2 separate regions of the Homo sapiens genome follow, and region 2 is linked to region 1. A link is a loop called in an ENCODE intact Hi-C map of the cell type or tissue named here. Cell type or tissue: CD4-positive, alpha-beta T cell. All regions are shown on one strand. Links, peaks and the distances in the headings refer to the core of each region. The heading gives the core; the rest is flanking DNA.

Region 1 (6,213 bases), core at 1,214-6,213:
CGGTACATTGGCTTCTGTTCTTGGTAAGGAGGAAAAACCAGTCACTTTTTCCTAGCAGAGGCTTTTGGAGGGGGAGGGAATCCAGCATCACCCTTGCCTCCGTTGGGGAGGGGGACAAACGAGGAGCTCCAGCCCTGCTCTCCAGGGGCTCTTTGTCCAAGAGCAAACATTCCACTAGTTTCCTTGACCTCCTGAAACTGTCAATCTGATGGAAGACATAGACATTAAACACATCATTGTAAACAATTACAATGGGGCAAAATAGCATGAATGTGCAGTGCTAGGGAGAAGTGACAGGGTATAAGGGGCATGGGGAGATTGACAGGAGCTGGAGGTCAGGGTAGTCTTCCCTGAATGTGTGGTGTTTGAAGTGAGGAGCTAGTGGGCCAGTGGTTGGGAGTCTGGAGCATTGCCAAGCGTTAGGACTGGGGAAAGCCTAGACAAAAAGGGTGGGGCTGAGATGAGGGGCTGAGGGTAGGGGATGGGGTGGCAAGAGACAGGGTCTGTAGGCCAGAGAAGGAGCTTAAAATTTGTCCTGAAGGTGGTGGCAACTCTTTGCTGAATTTGAAGAGGGCAGTAGGTTATTAGATTGGCATTTTAATAAAGTCCATGAGGAGACTGGTTTGGGAGCAGCTATGGTTTTAATGTGTCCCCCAAATTTCATCTGTTGGAAACCGAATCCTCAAATTCGTATGTTGATGATATTTATGGGTGGGACCTTTGGAGGGTCATTAGGATTAGATAATATTATCAGGGTAGGACCCTGTGATAGGATTGGAGGCTTTACAAGAAGAGGAATGGAGACCTGAGCTGATGTGCGTGCTCTTGTCCTCTCACCATGTGATGCCTTCCACCACGTTATGATGCAGCAAGAAGGCCCTCACCAGATGCCAGCACCATGCTCTTGGATTTCCCAGCATCCAGAACTATGAGCTAAATAAATGTCTTTTTTAAAAAAATAAATTATGCATTCTGTGGTGTTCAGTTATAATCACAGAAAATGAACTAAGACAGGGGGCAAAGGGTTTCTGGGGCATCAGTCTGTAGCCTGTGGCACAACTCCAGGCACAGACCAGGAGTGAATCCTCATTCTTCTCAGCAGGGAAACCAACCCCCCTGGCATCGGCTTCAACATCCCCTTTTCTTCTCGCCCCCACATCCCCCAATCAGCTACAGGCTACATCTATCAGTTCTACTGTTTAAACATCTCTGCAATGTGTGTGTGCCCTTCGACCCTCTACAAAGGGAAACAACAGAAACAGTGGGAGAGTTTTAAGAAGTGTGAGAAGAGACATGATTGGATCCTTTTCACTGTGAATTATATCACCGATAGAAAACTGCCTAAGACATAAAATCTAGTGTCATGAATACAGTGAGTCCTTACTTAATGCTGTCAATAGGTGTTTGAAAACTGACTTTAGGCCGGGCGTGGTGGCTCACGCCTGTAATCCCAGCACTTTGGGAGGCCAAGGTGGGTGGATCACCTGAGGTCAGGAGTTTGAGACCAGCCTGGCCAGTGGCCAATGTGATGAAACTCCGTATCCACTAAAAAAAAAAAAAAAAAAAAAAAAAAAAATAGCTGGGTGAAGTGGCAGGCACCTGTAATCCCAGCTACTTGGGAGGCTGAGGCAGGAGAATCACTTGAACCCAGGAGGTGGAGGTTGCAGTGAGTCAAGATCGCGCCATTGCACTCCAGCCTGGGTGACAAGAGCAAAGTTCCATCTCAGAAAAAAAAAAAAAAAAAGAAGACTGACTTTAAATGAAATGACATATAAGGAAACCACCTTTTTTTCTCATCAACATTATAATGAAATGATGACATTGATTGAAACGATGTTATTTGAGGACCTGATGTATGTCCTTTCATTTCAGACTGCAGTTTCCAAGAACCTAAAAGGACATTAAGTGAGGACTTACTGTACTTATAAAGCCAACACCCATGTAACCATCACCTAGGTCAAGGGTGAGCACTGCCAGCATCCCAGAAGCAGACACTTGCCACCCGCAAGTGACAAGTGTGTTCTTCCTGTCTCCTTAGACTTTTATGATAAATACTTTTATTTTCCTTTGTAGTTTTGATACGGCTCTGATGACTGGAGGAACTCCAGGGTTCTTGGTCTTGCTCCAATAGGATTAACAACACGAACATACGTGGAGTAGTTTTAAGGAGTGAAAAGTTTAATAGGCAAGAAAGAAGGAAGGAAGAAGAGAATAGCCCCCCCATACAGAGACAGAGGGGGGGGATTTGAACAAAGAGAAAACCCCCTGTTTAGGGTGAGGGTGGTGGGAAGTAGCTGCTTATATGAGGAGGCTGAGGAGGTGGTGTCTGATTTCCATAGGGCCCAGGGGATTGGTTTGACCAGGTGTGTCATTTACAAACCCCGCAAAACACCTGGCCTTCCCACCTTAGTCCTTTAATATGCAAATGTGGGTCGCTATGATGTTCTGAACACAAGGTGTTATCTGGAGGTGGCCACGACACTCGGTACACCTGGTGACAGGGAAAAGACAGCAGGAATCTCCATATGAGTGAACCCAGTTTCTAATGGCCAGCATTTGCATGTCAAGGTTTGCCAGCCTGGCCCTTTAAGCAGCCTTTTCTGTTAGAAAAGAGATGGTTTGGGGGCTTGTTTTTTATTGCAGGAAAATTTCCACCAAGAACCTTTACCCTTACTATCTGCCTAAAAATTATTTCTTAATAATTCCTGTATTAGTTTTACTAAGTATCCATTTTACCTATGCATGCAGACCTCTCTAGGTTGCCGTGTGGCTGGAGAAAGGATGGAAGAGAGAAGGGGAAGGTTTTCAGCAGCCTTCTGCCTTCCAGGGATGGAGACTGGACCCTTGGGGATCTGGCCAGGATTCCCTGGGCCTGACCAGTTGGCCCAGGTTTGGTCTCCTCTATGCCAATGACTCCTCACGGGAAGCAAGACTTTCATGAGTGCCGGATTTCAGGGTGCCATTCACTGCTGCAGCCCTCCCAACTTCCCCTGAGAAGGAGCAGGAGAGGTCAATTTTCTCATTTCAGTTGGGAAAATGCAGTTAGAGAAAACGAGAGACATCCAAGGCAACAAGGTCAGTAAATAGGAAAGGATCAGCCCTTTGAACTTAGCTGTATCTGGCTCAGTCCAGTCTTCTTCTTCTTCTTCCTTCTTCTTCCCTCTTCCCTCTTCCCTCTTCCCTCCTCCTCCTCCTCCTCCTCTTCCTTCTCCTTCTTCTTCTTCTTCTGACACAGTCTCACTCTGTGCCCCAGGCTGGAGTGCAGCAGCATGATCTTGGTGCACAGCAACCTTCATCTCCTGGATTCAAGCGATTCTCCTGCCTCAACCTCCTGAGTAGCTGGGATTACAGGTGCCCACCACCACATCCGACTAAGTTTTGTAATTTTAGTAGAGATGGGGATTCATCATGTTGGCCAGGCTGGTCTCTAACTCCTGATCTGAGGTGATCCACCTGCCTTGGCTCCCAAAGTCCTAGGATTACAGCCATGAGCCACTGCACCCAGCCTAGTCTAGCATTTTTTGTTTTGTTTTGTTTTTTTGAGACAGAGTCTCGCTGTGTTGCTCAGGCTGGAGTGCAGTGGCACGATCTCAGCTCACTGCAACCTCCGCCTCCCGGGTTCAAGCGAGGCTCCTGCCTCAGCCTCCTGAGTAGCTGGGATTACAGGTGCGCACCACCATGCCTGGGTAATTTTTGTATTTTTAGTACAGACTACTAAAAATACAAAACTCCTGACCTCAGGTGATCCACCTACTTCAGCCTCCTTAGTCCCGTGTTTTTATCTCTCCCTGTAGCAGAGTCCTGCACCCCTTCCCTCTGCAACCGGTGAGCCTGGTGTCAGGAAGAGAATGGTTTCGTGGAGCTGAGTCCAGTGCCCTCAGGGTGCGGAGGTGTAGGAGCTTGAACTGGCCACACGGTGGTGCCAAACACCAGGTCTTCGCATTTATGTTTCCCAGCCCTTCTGGGCGTCCCTGATGCCCTCAATAAACTCTGCCTGGTTCCCAGGGCACAGGGCTAAGGGCCTCCAAAGGGGAGGGGAGGGGAGGGGAGGGGAGGGGATACCCACCCTTCCCCCAGCCAGACCTTGCAGGGGAGGCAGGAGCGGGGCTGCGGAGGGCGCCTCAACTTTACCCAAACCCACCCCGCCTTTCGTTCTCCGTCTTCCTTCTCTCCCAAGCCAGAAACCTGTCCCCTCTTGCCTTGGGCCACCATCGCAGGGCCTCCTGAAGGCAGATTCTGGGGAGGGGAGGGGGAACAGGGAAAGCAGAAAGGTGGCTGGATGGCAAAGGGCAGCTGTCACCCCGGCTGGCCTGGGGTCCTCGGGGACTTAGAGTCTGGGCCCAGCCCATGCCTCCCCTCCTTTTCCCCTTCAGTGGCCTCCAGGCCTCTCTCCACATCGCCAGGCTGGAGTGCAGTGGCGCTATCTTGGCTCACTGCAACCTCCGCCTCCCGGGTTCAAGCGATTCTCCTGCTTCAGCCTCCCGAGTAGCTGGAACTACAGGCGCCCGCCACCACCCCCGGCTAATTTTTGTATTTTTAGTAGAGATGGGGTTTCACCATATTAGCCAGGATGGTCTCGATCTCTTGACCTTGTGATCTGCCCGCCTCGGCCTCCCAAAGTGCTGGGATTACAGGCGTGAGTCACCGCGCCTGGTCCCCTGTCTTCTTTAAGAAAGCTCAGCGGACCTTTTTCCTTCTTGGGGTGGAACAAAAAGCCAAATCTAGCACAACCCTGGGCAGGGGCCCAGAATCACTGGAAGCAAAGGTGGATGGGATAGGAGGCGAGGCTGCCTGTGGACCACAGGCCCGGCCCGAGTGGCTCTGATGAGAAGCCGGGGCGCCTAGGTCACCGCCCCCACCGTCTGCCCTTCCCCCCACTCCTCCTGGCTGGGTAAATCCCAGAGTCTCAGCCGCCTAAGTGTCTTCCCCGGAGGTGAGATTATCTCCGCCTGTGCTGGACACCTCCCTTTCTCCTGCAGCCATGGATGCCGCTCTGCTCCTGAACGTGGAAGGGGTCAAGAAAACCATTCTGCACGGGGGCACGGGCGAGCTCCCAAACTTCATCACCGGATCCCGAGTGAGTGGGGCCCCTCCGGAGCAGACAGGGTCCCCCACAGCAGCTTTCAACATTCCAGGTGTGCCCCAAGGCACTGTAAACAGCTTTCAGCTGTGCCAAAAAAACAGCCAGGCAGCCCCAGCGCTGGGCCTCCGGGGAGCTCCCAGCGTTTACCCATTCAGGGGGCATTTTTGGTACTTTGCAGATTCAACTTTAGCATGGGCTGAGGGGAAGGGCTTTTGGGAATTTTCTGGGGCCCTAAATGTTGAGTGAGAAGAAAGGGAGTCCGAGGAGTCTTGGTATTTGTCCCCAAATGTCTGTTAGGCTTCCCTGGACTGAAGGGTGCGTCTGTGGCTACAGAATTCGGGCTTTGGCCAGGCGAGGCGGCTCCCGCCTGTAATCCCAGCACTTTGGGAGGCCAAGATGGGCAGATCATGAGGTCAAGAGTTCGAGACCAGCCTGACCAACATGTGAAACCCCATCTCTACTGAAAATACAAAAATTAGCCAGATGTGCTGGGCGCCTGTAATCCCAGTTCAGATACTCAGGAGACTGAGGCAGGAGAATCACTTGAGCCCAGGAGGTGGAGGTTGCAGTGAGCCGAGATCATACCACTGCACTCCAACCTGGGCAACAGAGTGAGACTCTGTCTCAGAAAAAAAAAAAAAAAAAAGAACTCGGGCTTACTTGAGGAAGGATTTCTGGACGCACAGGGCTGTGGGGAGTGGAATGGGGTCTGTAGGGAGGGGTGGGTCCCTCCTCCCTGGGGGGTGCAGGCAGGGTGGAGGTGCTCCAGGGGTCTGAGGCATCTGATGGGGTGAACTGAGTGAGCTGACCCTGGGGACAGCCCTGGGTGTCGGTGGCAAGGGGGTGGCTTCTGCCGGGCCTTGAACAGTGTGTCTAGAGCAGAGTGCACCGTCTCGGTGACTAGGTGATCTTTCATTTCCGCACCATGAAATGTGATGAGGAGCGGACAGTCATTGACGACAGTCGGCAGGTGGGCCAGCCCATGCACATCATCATCGGAAACATGTTCAAGCTCGAGGTCTGGGAGATCCTGCTTACCTCCATGCGGGTGCACGAGGTGGCCGAGTTCTGGTGCGACACCATCGTAAGTAGGCCCTGCGCGCCTGTCTCCTGGGACTAGTCTTTTCTGG
Region 2 (5,606 bases), core at 1-5,000, 730 kb after region 1:
GAGCACAAGCTTTTTGTAATGAAATAAATTTATTTTCAAAGGAAATTTGCAATCACTCTCCAACAAAGAAAAATCAGGAACATTAGCCAGTAAATAAAATTAACTGGTAAAAAATGAATACAGTGATTACCAGGAAATGAGGATTGGTCAAAGGATACAACATGTTAGTTAAATACGAGGAATGAGTTCAAGAGGTCTATTGTACAACATAGTGACCATAAGTATGTATTGTATTCTTGAAAATTATGCTAAGACAGTAGATTTTAAGTGTTCTTACCATAAAAAAATGGTAAGGATGTGAAGTAATGCGTATGTTAAATAACTCAATTTAGTCATTCCACCACATATACATTTCAAAACATCACATTGTACATGATAAATATATTTAGTTTTTATTTGTCCATTAAAAACAAATTAATTTTTTTTAATGAATCCAGTGAAAGCTAAGTACTACTGCCCACCGAAGGCTCTGAGTTCAAGGGAAAATTAGCAACTGCTAGAGAAGTGTTAAAATACATCAGCATCCAGCTGGGACTTTCTCCCTGATGGAATCAGAGGAGCAGTAGAGATTTGGAAAGTGAATCATTTTATCACTGCGTGATTCATTGTTCATTAGTATCTTTTCTGTGTACCTTTTAAAAATCGTCTCTGGTACCACCTAAAATCACATACCACTCTGGGAAAACACTGCTTTTTGAAACCTCATGGTGAGGTTTGAAGACTGTGGGGCTGTAGAACAAGAATCAGAACTTCTGCTGCAGTAAAGAGGCATCCTCAAAGTAATATCCCTATTGTGGGGAAACAACAGTTGTCATATACGGATGGTGAGAGTGTAAATTGGTTCAACAGTTTTGAACATACTCTTTGACCTGGTAATTTCTCCTTCCAGGTACTTGTCCTGCAATATAATTATGAGTCATTACAATATTGTTGTACAAGTTGAGCATCCCAAATCCAAAATCATCATTTAATGCTTCAAAATTCAAAACTTTTTGAGTACCAACATGACACTCAAAGGTAAATGCTCATTGAAATATTTCAGATTTCAGATTTCTGGATTAGGGATGCTCAACTAGTAAGTACATAATGCAAACATTCCAAAATCCAAAAAAATCTGAACTCCAAAACATTTCTGGTCCTAAGCATCAGATAAGGGATATTCAACCTATAATAGGAAAAGACAGAAGCAACCTACCCATCCATCAATAAGGAACATACTATAAGATGGAATATTATACAGCCATTAAAATTGAGAGACATGTACATGTACCAATACAGAGCAATTTCCAATACACATTATGTGAAGAAAGCAAGGTGCACAATATTGTATATATGTTCCCATACAGTTTAGAAAAAAAGTAAACATATATATTGTATCAGTTAGCAATTGCTACATGACAAACATCCCCAAAACTCAATGACATACAACAATAAGCATTATTTTCAGGCTCAAAGGTGTGCAGTCAGTTGGGACAGTTTTCTTTTTCTTCTACACTCCCACAGATAGGCTGGAGTGGCTCCAATCCACAGCTCTCATTCTTCTGGGATCAGCCAGCTAGCTAGGGCTTATTCCTCTCATGGTCATGGCAGAAGCACTAGAGGAGATTTCTACCAACTATATTTCAAATCTTTGTTCATGTCACACTGGTTCATATCCCATTAGCCAGAGTAAGTCATGGCCAAGTCCAATACCAATGGGGCCAGGGAGCATTTTCCTGGGAGGAAGAGAAGGAAAGTGGATATTTGCTGAACGGATATTTCTAAAAGTCCTAAAAATCATCTAAGTGAGATAGATAGATGGATGTATAAATACTTGAGATGTCACTCTTTGCACATATATATTGGACATATGGAAAGTCTCTAAGGAAGCGCACACAAGGAGTAATAATAGGTTGTATCTAGAGAGAAGAAGTGGGAGACAGGTAGGAAGGGAAGCTTATCTTTCATCATCTTTTTGTGAGATTTGATTTCTGGTATAATTTGCATATATCATGTTTTGCAAAAGAAAATCAAACACCACCTTTTCATCCACAAGGCATTTCCATATTGATTCTCTTCTTTGACACTCACACTGGAGTGAGGCATAAGGCAGGCAGAAGAGGGAGCTGACCCCACTTTGTGGATGAGAAGAAAACCAAGATCCAGCCAGGGAAGCCAACTTGCCATAGACCGGACAGCTAAAACAGGGCCAGGCCAGGGCTTGGACCCAGATCTGTCTTACACTGCAGACCCAAAGCGTCGCACAGCACCATGCGTCTTGCTGCATGGGCCACTGACCAGGGCAGGGTCCCCCTGTGGACCGCCATAGGGGTAAAACCCCTCAGGCCCAATGCACACCACAAGGGAGAGACTAAATGTGGACAGCCCTCAGAGATTGCTTTGTCCAACCAGGTCCTTTTTTTTTTTTTTTTTTTTTGAGACAGGGTCTCACTCTGTTGCCCAGGCTGGAGTACAGTAGCACGATCTCAGCTCACTGCAACCTCTGCCTCCTGGATTGAAGCAATCCTCCTGCCTCAGCTTCCCTAGTAGCTGGAACCACAGGTGCCCACCACCAAGCCTTGCTAATTTTTGTATTTTTTAGTAGAGACAAGGTTTCACCATGTTGGCCAGGCTGGTCTCGAACTCCTGACCTCAGGTGATCTGCCCGTCTCGGCCTCCCAAAGTGCTGGGATTACAGACAACCAGATCATTTTACAGATAGGCAAAGAAAGGCCAGAATCACAAAGCATGGCCCTTCCTCTCCCTGAATGTCCATCTCCCCATTGGCTCAGATAAGACCTTAACATCCACCTGAGAGGGTTGATGGAAGGAAAGCATTTTGCAGCCCAGGGAGTGTGAAGCATGATTTCAGGAACTGGCTTGCCCCACATTCATTCCCCACAGGACCGCCAGGAGGCAGCACCTTCTCCCTTTCTCTGGCTCAGGAATATGTAAACTGACCAACGCTAGAGCAGCTGGGTTCTCATGAGAGCCAAAGCACTGCTTTCAAGAAAAGCCAAAGGGCTTTGAGCCACTCATGCCTCAGAGAGCAGGTTGTTCTGCAATCGTGCATGTTAGTTTTGTAAGCAAATATGTCAGAGAATTGTTCTGCAGCGGATTTCATGCCTGAACCGGGATTGGGTTTATGTGGCCTCCTTTGCAGCTCAACACATAAATCGCTCCCTTACAAAAGCTCTGTCCCTGCGGGAAGGGCCTAGGTGGCTGCAGCACTAAAAACCTCCTCCTCCCTCTCCCACCCCAGATGGGTTTTCCTTGTGAGTCTCCTTCCCCACGGTGTCCCAGGAGGACAGCATCCTCTCTTGTCTGAGTGCCCTCCTCTCCCTTTGTCATCATCAGGCCCCACACCTGCTCAGAAGGCAGCAAAGAAGCAGGTAGGAGGAAACAAACCAAGGCACCAGATGCTGGTAAAGTAAGTGGGGCCCGTGGAGTCCCACTTAAGCCATTTTCAACTTTGCATCAAATGGAAATTTCTGCAAGCCGCACTGAAAGCTCCTACAATGACTAATGTCGCCAAGCAAGCTCTAGGAACGAATAGATGCTAATTATTTTGTGGAAGCCGAGACAAGTAGAGAATTTAAACAGAGGGCCTCACTAAGCAGATGGTGGGAAGTCTGAAGGCCCAGAAAGGCAGGCCTGCCCTGAGCACCGCCGCGCAATTGCTTAGCTCAGGGACCAGCTTGAAGTCCCTAGGTCGGCCAAGGTACCCCTCTGCCCAGCTCCCCATATGGCCTCCCAGCACTGGGCCCCCACTGGCTTTGCAGCTGGCCAAAGCTGGGCTTCTGGAGCTTCCTTCATAATGCAGGAAGGCCGGGAGGCTGGCATGAAGGTGAGCAACACCCAGGAGCTCATCAGGGAACCCCATCATTGACATCCCAGGGCTTTGGGAATAAGGTGTTTAATGCCACTTTTAAGCCTACCCCCTGCCCCCAGGAAGAAGAGGCACAGAAGAAGAGGTGTGTTTTCTTTTCCAAGATACACTGAAAAGGGCTTAAAACCAGAGAAGCAATGGGCTCAGCATCCCACCTTCCTCAGCCCAAACTGACCACAGGAATCCTGGCCGGGGCCTAGGTTCTCCCTCCCAGAAGTGATCCTCCCAGGCTAGGAGGTTGGAATCTGGCCATTTTCCACCCTAGCCCGCTGAACAACTGAACATGGCTAGCTTGTTCCTCTGTGGCCTCAGCCCAGGCCATTGTCTTCCTGGAATGCTCACCCTTAACCCTCTAATCACCTCCTACTGGACCTTCAGTATTCCCGGGTCACCTCCTCCCGACCCTCTCCTTGAGCCCCTCCCCTCCTGGCTGGGATCACCCAGTCCCCTGTGCTTGGCCTGCACTGCACTCGCTGCCCTGAAGTGTAAAGTGACTTTGAGTCCCTGGAGGACAGGGCCTGGCCTGGGGTCAGCATTCGGGAAACTACCTCCCTGGAGGTGAGCTGGCACCTGGAGAGCAAGGTCAGAGCCAGCCTCCCTCCAGATGGGAGCTAGCACGACCCCACACCCCACAGAGATAGTGGCAGCTCATTAAGAAGACGCAGGAGGTGGCAGGGAGCGGGGATGCTCTCAACTTCCCACTCCCTTTCATCTACTCAAGAGGCTTCGTCCCAAAGCAGTTGCAGAAGCCACAGAGAAGAGTGCTGCAGGGGCAAAGGAATTGCAAAAATCCCCAAGAACATGGAACCCACCCATCCTGCCCCCTGCAGGAGAGTTGGGGAAGGATAGCCAAAGGCAGAGCCAGACCAGGGCCACGTCCCCTGATTTCTAGTGCCAGGCCCTCTTGCCCACTCACAGACAAACTGACAATATTAATGGCAGAGGCACTCACATTAGGGCTCACTGTGTGCTTTACACGGGTTAACTCATTTAATCCTCTCATGTATATGGGAGTATATATATGCAGAATGTCACGACTGTTACAAAGACAGGTTGAGGCCAGATGGACCACCCCCCTGCCATCCCATATTCATATTTGTAACCCAAATGATACATATGAGGTCACAGCATCAATCCTCTCAATGCCTCAAGAGGCTAGAAACTATCACCATGAGTTGGTTATAAATAAGGAAACTGCGGCACAGAAGGGTTAGCTCATTTATCCAGGGTCACACAGCTCATAAGTTGCAGAGCTGGGATTTGAACTGTGGCTGCAGAGCCCACATGACTAAACAGGCATTCTTCCATCCACACCCTGACATGGAACAATGCCAGTGTACTCAGCTGATGCTTTGGGAGTCCTTACCCAACAGGACCTTCCTCGATCCAGAAGAGGATGCCCAAGAGTGGAGGTCAACTTTCTGGGGAAAGGACTAACTCCGATGTGTTTTCTGAATAGCACCCACTCGGTCATCTCTGTGGAGTATATATATTGACATATATCTCATATATATGTTAGACAGACAGACAGATAGATCAGCCATATCCATTATTTCTCATCACTAATCTATTGCCTGGTTCATTTCAAATGATTAAAGCATCCTGGGTTTTCCCTGCAAGTTGTGATACCTGGTGCAGAGAAAGCCCAGTGGACACTTCAAGGAAGAAGACCTGAATTCTGGTACTAACTCTGCTTATCTCATTAGCTGTGTGACCCTGGACAACATGGTGAACCTCT

What was found. A loop is a pair of places that touch in the nucleus more often than their neighbours do. Peaks named below come from ENCODE experiments on the same cell type or tissue, not always from the same donor. Only the 100,000 strongest peaks of a DNase experiment are listed, where the experiment ranks them.
Region 2: it touches region 1 in a loop (2.2-fold over the local background); 24 of 110 quality-filtered maps call a loop at or near these places.

Annotation. Positions count from the first base shown.
Region 1 is chr17:6,433,873-6,440,085 of GRCh38, reverse strand. It overlaps AIPL1 (AIP like 1 HSP90 co-chaperone), which reads left to right and starts at 4,965. Exons shown (of 6, transcript NM_014336.5): 1 at 4,965-5,077; 2 at 5,988-6,167. The coding sequence starts at 4,982. It overlaps LOC107985017 (a long non-coding RNA gene), which reads left to right. Exons shown (of 3, transcript XR_001752776.2): 3 at 2,749-2,788. In CD4-positive, alpha-beta T cell, for the core only: a CTCF peak has its summit at 3,909 (motif pointing right); a DNase peak (open chromatin) is centred at 3,915; H3K27me3 peaks cover 50 bases.
Region 2 is chr17:5,704,322-5,709,927 of GRCh38, reverse strand. No RefSeq gene overlaps it. Among named protein-coding and RNA genes, the nearest start is that of NLRP1, 120 kb to the right of the region's middle. In CD4-positive, alpha-beta T cell, for the core only: a CTCF peak has its summit at 2,880 (motif pointing right); a DNase peak (open chromatin) is centred at 2,897.